Regions from separate parts of the Homo sapiens genome. Here region 1 is linked to region 2. Evidence: chromatin loops called from intact Hi-C (ENCODE). Cell type or tissue: natural killer cell. All regions are shown on one strand.

Region 1 (2,500 bases), 200 kb after region 2:
ACCTGTCGTGCGGCCAGAGGCATAGAGGGAGAGCACAGCTTGAATGGCGACGTACATGGCAGGGACATTGAAGGTTTCAAACATGATCTTAAAGGACAATGAAGAATAAAAGATTATTTGGCAAAAATCACAGCACTTCTTGGCCTGTAGAATGGTTTGTAATCTCATTAAGGGCAGGAACTATGCCAGTTTGATAGTTCATTATTCCACACCCACTCCCCCAGGGCCTGGCATGGACCACAGACATAGCAGGTCCTCAGAGAGTTCTGTTGCACTGATGTTTGAAGGGGAGAAAGTATCTGGCCAAGCATCCATGTTGCATTCTTATGCCAGTGTTCAAGTCTTCCTGGCTTCTTACCTGGGTCATCTTTTCCCTGTTGGCCTTGGGATTTAGGGGAGCCTCTGTGAGCAGGGTGGGGTGCTCTTCAGGTGCTACACGCAGCTCATTGTAGAAGGAGTGGTGCCAGATCTAGTGGAGACAAAAGCCATATGAGCCTGGCAGACTCCCAATGGCTGGAAAATTCTCATTGACATTCCCATGCTGGGAGAGTGTGGCACCATGTTACACAGGATGGGATGGATCTGGAGAGGAGAATGGTCAGCCCTGGAAATTTCTGATTGACATTTAAAGGGTATACTCCTTCTCAACAGGGCCCCAGGTAGGACTCAGACCTGGAACCAGTATTTTCTATGTGTTCATTATTTCCATTTGACCTTCCCTCCTCTTCACTCTCCTACAGTCTCTCCCCTGCCTTTGTGCACTGAGTGATGCAAGGCACATTGTATCACTCAAGTGTTCATTGCTTTCTGGCTTCTGGCTATATTTGGCTGATAGAAGATTCCTGCAAGAGGCTGGAAAGTAGGAGGGCAAAAGAAGTCAGGGTCTATCTCCTGACAATGGCGTGGCCCTCCATGAGCACAGTTCCTGTTGGGCAGCCCCTCTTTCAGAGCTCAAGCTCTCACTAAGCTCCAATGACACTGCCCTCGTCACCTGACCCCTTCATGTTTAGGGGTGTGAGAGCTCCCTCTGTTGCTGGCTCTTGGGTGCCTCGACATCCCTTTGTAGTTGCCTTAACCCTATGCACATTTCTGTAGGACATTCATTTAACCAGTTGTAAAACCCCAGCTGAGTATACACTGTCAAACAATTTCAAAACCGCAGCTGAGTGTACACTATCTCCTGCTGAGAATCTGACAGAGGCACTTGGGCTCAATTTTCACTGGCTATTATTGGCCAGGCTGGTGCTTTAAAGCAGGGTTTCTCAATCGCAGCTCTATGACATTTTAGGTTGGATAATTCTTTGTTGTGGAGGGCCGACCAGTATCCCTGGTCTCCACCCACTGGATGCTAGCAGCAGTTTTCCAGTTGTGACAATAAAAAATGTCTGCAGACATTGCCAAATGTCCTTTGGGAAGCAAAATCATCCTGGTTAAGAACCACCGCTTAGCCTGGGCAACACACTGTGGGCCTGTCTCTACAAAAAGATAAAAAATTAGCCAGGCATGGTAGCGCCTGCCTGTAATCTCAGCTACTCAGGAGGCTGGGGCAGGAGGATCGCTTGAGCCCAGGAGGTCAAGGCTGCAGTGAGCTGTGATCATGGCACTGCACTCCAGCCTGGGCAACAGAGCAAAACCCTGTCTCAAAAATAAAAAAGAACCACTGTTTTAGAGGAAGTTAATTTCTTCCTGTGTCCAGTTCCTTCTTCAGTGATCAAGTACGACCAAAAAGGAGTCTTTCAGAGGGATTGGGCAAAGTGTAGCAGGGACATGGGGCTTTGGTTTCCTCAGAGGTGAGGCACAGGGTCATTTGATGCCATTGGACCCATGTATTTATGGACCGCCAGGTTTGTGCTAAGACGGTGGTAAGTGTGATGAGGGCAGATATGAATCAGACATGGCACCCTATTCTCAGTTGCAAAGTCCAGAGGGGAGAGAGACGTTTAAAAAAGACCAAAACAAACAAAAAGAAAAACACAAGCCACATTTTAAGTGAAAGAAGAGGTAGGAGTAATTCATTATCTGAGGGATTTAAATGGGCCTTGAGGGCAAAAGAAGGTCTCCAGAGGCTGCTGCAAAAGGCATCCGAGGCAGAGGGAATGGCACAGGCAGAGGCCCTGGACTGTGAGCATTGCACAGGAGCCTGAAGGACAGCAACTGGTCTTAAGGAGGGGACCCCATGCTACTTAAAATGTGCTTCCTCAAGGCCCTGTCTCAGAGTCACCTGGGATCATCTGACCCACTGAACCAGAATCCTTGGGTGTTGGGCTCAAGCATCTGCACTTGATTTTGGTTTCTTTTTTGGAGTTTTTATACCTTAAAAGTTAAAGATGTTGATAATTTTTAAAGTTAGAAAAATATTTTTAAGGTCGAGTGTGGTGACTTATGCCTGTAATCCCAGCACTTTGGGGAGCTGAGACAGGCAGATTGCTTGAGCCCAGGGGTTGGAGACCAGCCTGGGTAACAAAGTGAGACCCTGTCTCTACAAAAAATTAAAAAATCA
Region 2 (2,500 bases):
GGGAGATAGCTGCCTTCTCGACTTGCTTTGTTTGGCCACCAAGGGAAGAACAATACAACACAACACAACACTGCTCAGAGCAGATTATAGCACGGTAAACGGGTCTAAGACAGCACCAAAAGAGGGGAGGGAAAAAAAAAAGCCAAGAGACTGGAGCCCACCTTGTTTTTGGTTGGTTGTGGTTTCAGAACGTTGATAGCACCTCAGCAAGACAGGATCAGGGACAGTCACATTAAAACACCATAGCACCATTTTATTTAGACTATTTCAATTCATAAAAATGCTTCCTAGTCCATAAAACACACTTCAGTAACAAAAGGAAAGAGATACTGGTTGAGGCACGTCAGGGATATCATATAGTTTTCCACCAGCTTTGCCTTGGTTTGAGATCTCATGGTGATTAAACCTCTAGAAGCAAGTCTGGCTGGGTTTCTCTCAATGAAATTAGGTTATCATCGACTCATTGTCAACCGTCCTTGCACATCTACTGCTGTGTGGTACAAAGCAGTTAAGCTCTGCTACTTCTTTCCTTGCTTTAGCGCTTTAAAAATCCCTTGCTCTGCAAACTACTGTTCCCAAAAGAGGCTGGTGGAAGGACCAAGAGGGGGCGGTGGGGTATCATCTCTTTCCACGCACACCATCGTCACCTTGGTGAGAAGGCAAAGCAGTACCCATGAAGCCGGGGTGTGGGAAACATTGGCCCTGCTAAAAGCCAGACCCAAAACCAAAAACCGAAAGACCCCCAAATCCATGCAACACCTTTAGTCAAGATTTCTGATGGTCAGATGATGATTTCTTGAGCTAGCACCAGTTATTTTGTGAGAACCTGCTGCGAAGCGATTTTTATTTTAAAAATCTCGTAGCACAGAACTTTACAAGCACTTCCCTTGCACGCAACAGGCAGGGAAAACAAAACAGAGCAGAAAAGGAACCAAATGTTTGCACTGCACGTGGATGGTGTCCGTGGACAGGGCACACTGGGGAGATGACTAAGACGCCATCGATTTCCGTTGCTATAATATGACTCTTCGAACTTGGTCATGCTGTTAGGTTCTTTAGTTGCAATGGCTTTATTTTTCTTCTCATGATAAAAATGTCTGTTAATCATCTTTAGGACTTAAAAAATGATAGTGCCAGTAAAAAATAAAAATTTGATTTTTCTCTTTAAGAAAGCTTCAGCAGCAAGGGGGGGATAAAGAGCTGTGCATAGTTACTTTTTAAATATATGTCTAAAGCATGCTAATTTTAATGACTGAGATTTGAGGTAGGTTAGACATGTAGTGTACAAATCAGCATGGGCTTGAGCACGGCAACCACACCGCCTAACTCTGGAAACGCCATTCTGCGGGGAGTGGGGACATCCAATGGAGACTGCCTCTTGACTCACCTCTCAGCAGCCTATCTCCTACTGCAGAAACTGATGAACCAAGGCTGTTTGGGCTGGGGGACAGACGTCGCATGCTTTTAGCTTGTATTGGTTTCTCCTTTCATCTAATGGCTTTCCTACCAAAGGGTGATGAGGGGAAGAGTTTATTTAACATACATCAGGAAGATTCACACATGCCAAGTATCAGAATCACCTGGGTTACACTCGGGACCTTCCAAACCAACAGCCAACCTGGGGCTTCCACGGGTCATACAGACGGTCACATTCTCCAAATGTTTCGTAAAATATTGTATTTCTTGCTTAAGATCATTTAAAATGAAGTTTTCAAGGCACCCCCGCATCTACCTAAGCACGGAGTCAAATGAGACCTGCATAAAAGTACTGATGCGATAAGCAAAATAGCATTTAAAGGACCCAATTTTTCCTCAAAACTAGAAAATTAGCATGCTCATTAAAGACTCTGCTTCCTTTAGCTTGTCAAACTGAAGGTCAGAGGTTTTCCTATAAATCTGAGTTCTGAATAATTCTAAGTCCTGATAAGCTCTTGGGTATTTATTTCAAAAGCAATAATATTTCATTTTTTTGTCCTGTAAAATAAATGCAACTTTACAGAATATGGTAAAAGTGGAGGATAGACAAAGCACATTAAATATTCGGCTACTATTTACAATTTCTCCCACAATTACATGTTAAAACATACTTTTTTTTTCAAGTTGCTGTTTAAATCTAGGCAAAAGTGCTTAAAAAAATCTTTCACTATTTACAGTTAAAACCAGACCACATAAATGCTCAGGACATCTTACAACGACCCTCCGCCAGTGCTTCCAAACAGATACAGTAAACACCCAGCAGGCCGGTTCTCAGCTCTTACTCAAGGCACCCGGAAGCTCAGGAACTTGCCTATAGCGGTCATCTGATTGTTAAACATGATTCATGAAGACCCATATCTGAATACAACTGCTCAGTAAATACCTGTTCATCTCAGGGCTTGGTGGTCATCCACCGTGTGGCCACATTCCCCTCTGTGTGTCCTGATGAAGCCCCCCATTCACCACACACACATCCACATGGCTAGCATGAGATCATTTCTGCTAATATCACAAGAAAAACCAA

The links. Hi-C counts contacts between places; a loop is a spot of excess contacts. Peaks named below come from ENCODE experiments on the same cell type or tissue, not always from the same donor. Only the 100,000 strongest peaks of a DNase experiment are listed, where the experiment ranks them.
Region 1: it touches region 2 in a loop (15-fold over the local background); 8 of 110 quality-filtered maps call a loop at or near these places.

What each region holds. Positions count from the first base shown.
Region 1 is chr2:73,906,642-73,909,141 of GRCh38, reverse strand. ACTG2 (actin gamma 2, smooth muscle) reads right to left here. Exons shown (of 9, transcript NM_001615.4): 4 at 359-469; 5 at 3-87. Among named protein-coding and RNA genes, the nearest start is that of ACTG2, 15 kb to the right of the region's middle. In natural killer cell, no CTCF peak of the experiment used is centred here; a DNase peak (open chromatin) is centred at 1,021.
Region 2 is chr2:74,103,735-74,106,234 of GRCh38, reverse strand. TET3 (tet methylcytosine dioxygenase 3) reads right to left here. Exons shown (of 12, transcript NM_001287491.2): 12 at 1-2,500. Among named protein-coding and RNA genes, the nearest start is that of BOLA3, 43 kb to the left of the region's middle. In natural killer cell, a CTCF peak has its summit at 1,130; a DNase peak (open chromatin) is centred at 1,214.